2 separate regions of the Homo sapiens genome follow, and region 2 is linked to region 1. Evidence: chromatin contacts called from ENCODE Hi-C data. All regions are on one chromosome and are shown on one strand. The core of a region is the stretch at or near the end of the contact, and the rest is flanking DNA. Distances in the headings are between cores, read along the strand shown. Region 1 holds the start of SYNE1-AS1 (SYNE1 antisense RNA 1). Region 2 holds the start of ESR1 (estrogen receptor 1).

The links. Hi-C counts contacts between places; a loop is a spot of excess contacts on that map. Pooled maps may share reads with other maps.
Region 2: a loop to region 1 is called in a map of ascending aorta, with 4 times the contacts of the local background. The contact joins the promoter of ESR1 here to the promoter of SYNE1-AS1 in region 1. A Hi-C loop is called at or near these places in 1 of 168 maps with a recorded cell type or tissue (ascending aorta) and 5 of 50 pooled maps.

The regions. Positions count from the first base shown.
Region 1 is chr6:152,378,339-152,382,767 of GRCh38, forward strand. It overlaps SYNE1-AS1 (SYNE1 antisense RNA 1), which reads left to right and starts at 2,192. Exons shown (of 2, transcript NR_120501.1): 1 at 2,192-2,255; 2 at 2,722-3,375. It overlaps SYNE1 (spectrin repeat containing nuclear envelope protein 1), which reads right to left. Exons shown (of 146, transcript NM_182961.4): 56 at 2,668-3,024.
Region 2 is chr6:151,805,083-151,809,511 of GRCh38, forward strand. It overlaps ESR1 (estrogen receptor 1), which reads left to right and starts at 2,600. Exons shown (of 8, transcript NM_000125.4): 1 at 2,600-3,282. The coding sequence starts at 2,831.

The DNA.
Region 1 (4,429 bases), core at 942-3,441:
AAACCAGCCCTGTGCTTCATTCCTCGTCCTGGTAAATGGCACCACTGTCCCCCGCTGATGTCAATCAGAAGATTAAGCATCATCCGGGCCTCTCCCTTTGTTTCCTTTCTCACTCTATGCAAGAGATATCCAGGCTAGCTTATTCTGTGTCTTAGCTCCTTTCATCATTCCCCTCTTTGCCTCTGCACGTTGACTTTCACAGACCCACTTACATATTCATTATTTCTTTTGGGGGTGGCACTACATCCTCCTAATCTGATTCCTCCTCTCTAGGTTCCTCTCTTGTGTTTTCTGATTCCTCAATGATCCTGCATCTTGATGCTGTTCCTCTACCTCACCTGTCAGGTCACATTTTAATTATACCTCAAGACTCAACTCAAATAACAACTCCTTTAAGTACCCCCTGCCCTCCTTCCCACCTCTTCGGGTTTCTCATCTGAGGATACACAGGACCTTGCAGACATTCATCACAAGGAGTATCCACATTGGCTTTATGCTTGCGTATCTCCCCACCTAGGCTGTGATTATGAGAGCAGGAATGACATTCTCTTGGTTTGTCAATTCTTTATTTAACTCGGTGTCTGGGCTGGAGGAGTCTAAGACATTTTTATTTACAAAAATTCATCAACAACTAAACAATTTCTCTCTGAAATTCCAAACACTAAACTAGGACCAACTATTTTACACCATATGGAACCTTTTACTTAAGACAGAACATTGTAAGAACTAAAGAAACTTAGCATTCAACAAAAACATAAAAATACTGGAGATTCAAGTCAGTTACTTATGAATGGGATGACATTAAAAGTGAAAAGTTTTTGACCAAAACGTTACATTTAAAACATTTCTATAACTTCATCCTAAAGTATGTCAGTAGAGTCAATATATAAATATCAGCTTATGTATTTCTGATTCTGTTAAGTTCTAGAATGCATCTTTCCACCTTATACAGCTTAAGAAAATTATTTCCAAAGCTAATATCCCAAAGGATATTAAGATAAATGAGTTTCGCAAACATAGTAAATAGAATTATTTTTACAATATTATATTATATACTTTATAGATCATCTGTTTTTATGTTTTAAAGAATTTCTTGAGTATTGTCATCTAATTGCATAAAATAAATACTTTAATTCTTATTGTGATCATCAACAATGACAAGTCCTCCCTAAAAGCAAAACAATGCCCTAAGAACCCTAGCATATTTACTATTTTGTTAACATTTTCTTACATATTCATTGTGATAGAAATATCTCCACTTTTAGATAAAATGCCATTATTAGAAATAAAAGAAAACATGAATATTGAGAAGCAATGTAGCATTGTCATCAAAAGCATTGACCCTGGAGTCAAATCTGGAAGCAGACATACACAGAGGGCTGTCACATTTGAACTATTTAACACAACTGAAAACCCATATTTACTACTGCATTCTCATGTATATTTTTATAGGCCTCAACCATTATTTTTACTAATAATATCAACGTAAAAATAATGAACAGAATAGTAATGTAATCTAGGCACAGCCAAATCTTTCCTTTTTAAAAATTTCACTCTGTGACTGGAATAGAAAGAAAGGGAAAGAAAAAGGAACCAAGAAAGTGTAACTGATTTTTTCATATTATACCATGTAGAGCAATTATCAACTTCTTTGTCCCTCTGTGACAGAACTGATTTCTATGCTTTATTCTGGTACATAAATCTAAAGGACAGGAAATGGAACAGAATAACAAAAACAAACCCCCAAACCTAGAATCATTATAAATAGAGTAGCATAAAGAGGTAGAAAGCTTTATTTTATGGCATGCTGCATTTGTTTCAAATACTTGATTTAAAACCAGACACTGCTGGAAATACTACATGACTTTCTTACTGGCAGGAGCTATTTTGAAATGATTGTAATATAAATAGGAGCAGAGAAGTTTACTAAATTTCCTTTTAAGGACATCCATGAATCAGGGCATTATAAAACTGGAAATATTGAAAAGGCTTTCAAAGATACTGTTTAACAGTGAAAGAAACGAAGAAGAGGTTACACTCTTGCTCATTCTTCGGTCTCCCTTGTAGGCTTCCCTTTCTCACATTCTAAAGAAGCTGCCATTAGCTTCAAAAAAAAAAAAAAAGTCTCGGGAAGGTGACCAGGGAGGGTGACGTAGAGTTCTGTTAACAGGCTAATTCAAGAACAGCTGTCAAAACCACACAGAGGAGAGCTAATCGGGGAGATAACTATTTGCTGTGCTGTAGGAGATTACCAAGTGAGTCTTTTAAGGCTATAAATTCAATCATTTAGTTGTATGAAATAGTTAACTGGCAAGAAAACAGCTATGACTCTCTGTCTATTTATGCCCCTGCCCACAGGCCATTTTTCAGACTGAATGGCTGAATACAGTATTACAGACTCTTACACCATAGGAATGAAAGTAAAATGTCTCCACTAACAACAAATGTTTCCTACCGCAAATAATAACCCAAATCTTTATTTTTACAAAAGTTTGATATATAAGAAAAGGAAACAAATCAGACTTTGCTTATTTAATGAGATAAATACTTCTTCCAAGTGTGCATGTTGCGTGTTTTTAGTTAGCAAGATTTTTTTTTTAAGGAATGATGAAAGTCAAAACATTTTTTAAAGCATAACCACCAATAGAAAACAGGAAGCCAACTTACTTGTCCTTTGTGCCAGCATTCCACTATCTCCTCATCCGTGTTCTTGCCTTCCAGGAGGGTTAACTGCTGAGCCCAGGTTTTCAGAAGGGCACTGAACTGTTCCAGGGCCTGCTCCAGTTGAGCCACTTGGCCTGAGAATTCCTGCTCCGAAAGGGCCATCTGGCTGACCAGGTTCTCCAAACAGCTCTGCGTTTGGAATACACTGTCTTCCCACTGCTTCCAGTCGGCACGCAGGGCCTGCATCTCCGTGTGCATGAGCTCACACCCACTGGCAGTTGTGTTCTGTTTCACTTCGGGAGCCAGCGACTCCACTCTGCTGAGACGGCTTGCACCAATCTCTCTGGAATCTATCAGCTCCTGTAATGGAATATCACCATGGTAACTGAAGAGCCTGTGAGTCACTTGGACTGCAAGTTTTCAACTGTGTACACAGGGGGACCCTGTCCTGCCAGGAAGTTTTAACAAGTGTGCCACAAGGACCCAGAATCAATTCATCTGTCCACTCTTAAATTATAATAGCGGGAGTTGTCATCACGAGTGCCTAAGGCTTATGGCAAAAAAATCCCGAGAATCCTCAATATCCTGAAACAGACTAAACAGAGACCCTGAAATCAGGCATTATTCGCACACGTGAAAATGTTTAGTGACTCAAGTGTTTGCCTGTGGTGGATTGCTCCTGTGAATGATTAAACCCATATTTCCCTCAAAGTGGATGCTCAAGTAAATAAAGATCGTGGCAGAACTGTGTTCTGCTCACGGTCTCTATACTCAATTCATCTTCTTCAACAGGGTGGTGGCTTAAATCACACTTCCATTCTACTAGGAATCAAGCAGACTCATCACAGCAAAAGAATGAGCCCTACTCGATTCCAAATACCTCAATACTAAGTAAACATTTTTGTAGCATATAAAATGAATAATTCATTCATAGACTGACTTACTCAAAAGTTTAAAGTAACCTCTAGACTGAGTACATTTATTAGTATTTTTTTACCTTAAAAAAGTCACTAGAAATTTAACAGTTTAGCTATAGCCAAGTTAACAATTTAGCTCGATCTTAAAGCACACAAATACTGTAAAGGAAAACAAGATAAAATTAAATCACATTGTTAAATTGATATAATTGCAGCATTTCTGAGAATAGATTCTCTTACTAAAATTTTTCTTGGTGAAATAATCATCCGATGTTTATATATTTACATATCTATTGCTAAAGGCAGGATTTTGTTAATATTATTACAAAATTATGACTTTACTACCGGATTAAATAGAAATAAAAGATAATCAGGCACAAAAATGTTCAAGAAGAAAATCAATGACCAATTAGCAAGTAAAGAAACATTGGAATGTTAAGTATGAAGCATGCTTAATAAATTATGTTAAGCATAAAGTATGTCTTAACTAGTCTATATAATATAGTTTGCATCTCATTAAATTAACTTGAAATAAATATATCTGTTCATAATTATATACAATAGAGCCATATTTTAATATAGATCATTTGAAAGTATTTAGTATTCAGTTGTGCAGTAGTCTAAATTACAATGACATGAAAACCCTTACACACAGCATGATATGTATATTCAACCTTCTCAGCAGCAGGATTCTAAAAACCATCACTGTTTATTAGTGTGTATAGTAGTTATTTGATGAAGAAAAAAATCTAACTTTTTAACCAGTGCTATGTCTAACTAATAGACCTTAATACTTGTAATTATTTTGCCTTTGTGAGCAATTTCAAATTTGAAGTTTCCCAAAATAC
Region 2 (4,429 bases), core at 1,350-3,849, 570 kb before region 1:
CTATTCATGGAAAGGTTTGTGGGTTTGGTTAACGAAGTGGAGGAGTATTACATTTCAGCTGGAAACACATCCCTAGAATGCCAAAACATTTATTCCAAAGTCTGGTTTCCTGGTGCAATCGGAGGCATGGCAATGCCTCTGTTCAGAGACTGGGGGCTAGGGCCAGTAAGGCATTTGATCCACATGTATCCCAGAAGGCTTTTATTGTTAAATTATATTCTTTCGGAAAAACCACCCATGTCCTATTTTGTAAACTTGATATCCATACACTTTTGACTGGCATTCTATTTTAGCCGTAAGACTATGATTCACAGCAAGCCTGTTTTTCCTCTTGCTTGGGGTGGCAGCAGAAAGCATAGGGTACTTTCCAGCCTCCAAGGGTAGGGGCAAAGGGGCTGGGGTTTCTCCTCCCCAGTACAGCTTTCTCTGGCTGTGCCACACTGCTCCCTGTGAGCAGACAGCAAGTCTCCCCTCACTCCCCACTGCCATTCATCCAGCGCTGTGCAGTAGCCCAGCTGCGTGTCTGCCGGGAGGGGCTGCCAAGTGCCCTGCCTACTGGCTGCTTCCCGAATCCCTGCCATTCCACGCACAAACACATCCACACACTCTCTCTGCCTAGTTCACACACTGAGCCACTCGCACATGCGAGCACATTCCTTCCTTCCTTCTCACTCTCTCGGCCCTTGACTTCTACAAGCCCATGGAACATTTCTGGAAAGACGTTCTTGATCCAGCAGGGTAGGCTTGTTTTGATTTCTCTCTCTGTAGCTTTAGCATTTTGAGAAAGCAACTTACCTTTCTGGCTAGTGTCTGTATCCTAGCAGGGAGATGAGGATTGCTGTTCTCCATGGGGGTATGTGTGTGTCTCCTTTTTCTTTCAGGACTTGTAGGATTCTTTGTGCCATTTGCATATAATTTGGCAGGTTCACATTTTTTAAGAGCCCTATGAAGTGCTTTTTGCATGTGTTTTAAAAAGGCATTTGAAAATTGAAAGTGTGATTTATGGAAATTAAATCATCTGTAAAAAATTGCTTTGGAAAGTAATGATTGCTGGCCATAAAGGGAAATATCTGCGATGCACCTAATGTGTTTTTAACCCTTTATTTGCTGACAATCTATAGTCATTAATGCTAAACTCGATTTTGGCTTCAGCTACATTTGCATATTGTCCAACAATGGTCTATTTTTGTAAGAATTAGATAAAATGTATACTTGATATAAAATAGTCAAAAATGTAACTCTTAGTAACAGTAAGCTTGGCATTTAGATAGACCATGAACACTTCGTCAGATACTCTGTTGGGTGTTTGGGATAGCAATTAAAACAAAGTATTGATAGTTGTATCAGAGTCTATTAGGCTGCAGCAAAGGAAGTTTATTCAAAAGTATAAACTATCCAAGATTATAGACGCATGATATACTTCACCTATTTTTTGTCTCCTTAATATGTATATATATATATATATATATATATATACACATATATGTGTGTGTGTATGTGCGTGTGCATGTTTAACTTTTAATTCAGTTAAAAACTTTTTTCTATTTGTTTTTCATCTGGATATTTGATTCTGCATATCCTAGCCCAAGTGAACCGAGAAGATCGAGTTGTAGGACTAAAGGATAGACATGCAGAAATGCATTTTAAAAATCTGTTAGCTGGACCAGACCGACAATGTAACATAATTGCCAAAGCTTTGGTTCGTGACCTGAGGTTATGTTTGGTATGAAAAGGTCACATTTTATATTCAGTTTTCTGAAGTTTTGGTTGCATAACCAACCTGTGGAAGGCATGAACACCCATGTGCGCCCTAACCAAAGGTTTTTCTGAATCATCCTTCACATGAGAATTCCTAATGGGACCAAGTACAGTACTGTGGTCCAACATAAACACACAAGTCAGGCTGAGAGAATCTCAGAAGGTTGTGGAAGGGTCTATCTACTTTGGGAGCATTTTGCAGAGGAAGAAACTGAGGTCCTGGCAGGTTGCATTCTCCTGATGGCAAAATGCAGCTCTTCCTATATGTATACCCTGAATCTCCGCCCCCTTCCCCTCAGATGCCCCCTGTCAGTTCCCCCAGCTGCTAAATATAGCTGTCTGTGGCTGGCTGCGTATGCAACCGCACACCCCATTCTATCTGCCCTATCTCGGTTACAGTGTAGTCCTCCCCAGGGTCATCCTATGTACACACTACGTATTTCTAGCCAACGAGGAGGGGGAATCAAACAGAAAGAGAGACAAACAGAGATATATCGGAGTCTGGCACGGGGCACATAAGGCAGCACATTAGAGAAAGCCGGCCCCTGGATCCGTCTTTCGCGTTTATTTTAAGCCCAGTCTTCCCTGGGCCACCTTTAGCAGATCCTCGTGCGCCCCCGCCCCCTGGCCGTGAAACTCAGCCTCTATCCAGCAGCGACGACAAGTAAAGTAAAGTTCAGGGAAGCTGCTCTTTGGGATCGCTCCAAATCGAGTTGTGCCTGGAGTGATGTTTAAGCCAATGTCAGGGCAAGGCAACAGTCCCTGGCCGTCCTCCAGCACCTTTGTAATGCATATGAGCTCGGGAGACCAGTACTTAAAGTTGGAGGCCCGGGAGCCCAGGAGCTGGCGGAGGGCGTTCGTCCTGGGACTGCACTTGCTCCCGTCGGGTCGCCCGGCTTCACCGGACCCGCAGGCTCCCGGGGCAGGGCCGGGGCCAGAGCTCGCGTGTCGGCGGGACATGCGCTGCGTCGCCTCTAACCTCGGGCTGTGCTCTTTTTCCAGGTGGCCCGCCGGTTTCTGAGCCTTCTGCCCTGCGGGGACACGGTCTGCACCCTGCCCGCGGCCACGGACCATGACCATGACCCTCCACACCAAAGCATCTGGGATGGCCCTACTGCATCAGATCCAAGGGAACGAGCTGGAGCCCCTGAACCGTCCGCAGCTCAAGATCCCCCTGGAGCGGCCCCTGGGCGAGGTGTACCTGGACAGCAGCAAGCCCGCCGTGTACAACTACCCCGAGGGCGCCGCCTACGAGTTCAACGCCGCGGCCGCCGCCAACGCGCAGGTCTACGGTCAGACCGGCCTCCCCTACGGCCCCGGGTCTGAGGCTGCGGCGTTCGGCTCCAACGGCCTGGGGGGTTTCCCCCCACTCAACAGCGTGTCTCCGAGCCCGCTGATGCTACTGCACCCGCCGCCGCAGCTGTCGCCTTTCCTGCAGCCCCACGGCCAGCAGGTGCCCTACTACCTGGAGAACGAGCCCAGCGGCTACACGGTGCGCGAGGCCGGCCCGCCGGCATTCTACAGGTACCCGCGCCCGCGCCGCCCGTCGGGGTGGCCGCCGCGCCCGGCAGGAGGGAGGGAGGGAGGGAGGGAGAAGGGAGAGCCTAGGGAGCTGCGGGAGCCGCGGGACGCGCGACCCGAGGGTGCGCGCAGGGAGCCCGGGGCGCGCGGCCCAGCCCGGGGGTTCTGCGTGCAGCCCGCGCTGCGTTCAGAGTCAAGTTCTCTCGCCGGGCAGCTGAAAAAAACGTACTCTCCACCCACTTACCGTCCGTGCGAGAGGCAGACCCGAAAGCCCGGGCTTCCTAACAAAACACACGTTGGAAAACCAGACAAAGCAGCAGTTATTTGTGGGGGAAAACACCTCCAGGCAAATAAACACGGGGCGCTTTGAGTCACTTGGGAAGGTCTCGCTCTTGGCATTTAAAGTTGGGGGTGTTTGGAGTTAGCAGAGCTCAGCAGAGTTTTATTTATCCTTTTAATGTTTTTGTTTAATGTGCTCCCCAAATTTCCTTTCATCTAGACTATTTGATTGGAAATATGTCAGCTATGATGATGACTTTCTGGGAAGCGATTCCTGTCACCCGCTTTCCCCTCCTCCCCACCCCACGTCCTGGGGCTTTAGAGAGCGATTGGGAGTTGAATGGGTCTGATTTCGGAGTTAGCTGGCTGAGTCCGCGCTGGAGCGGATTGCTGGCATGTGACTTCTGACAGCCGGAAATTTGTAGGTGTCCCGCGAGTTTAAAACAAGCCATATGGAAGCACAAGTGCTTAAAAATAATCTCCTGCCAGCCCAGTGACAAGCCTGTCCCACCCGGGGAGAATGCCCCGGAGTGGCGTGCGGGTCAGCCAGGGTCTGCGCCTCGCAGCCACTGTGGAAGGAGCGCGGCCGGTCCAGGACACAGGAGACCACTTTGTGACTTCAATGGCGAAGGTTGTGTGTCCTCATTTTAATTTTTTTCCCTACAAGAATTGTTCTTTCTCCCTCTCCTCTCCCTCCCATTTTCTCTTGCCCAGTTTCTCCTTTTGTTTTTTGTTTTTTGTTTTCCTGATGGGCCTGCAGAGGGATTAGGTGGGCGCTTCTGGTGAACACCTTCCTAGGTGGCCACAGGACAGGTGTACCCCGGACTGGGTTTGGAAGCTTCAGGGCGCCACATGGCTGGGTCCTGAATTA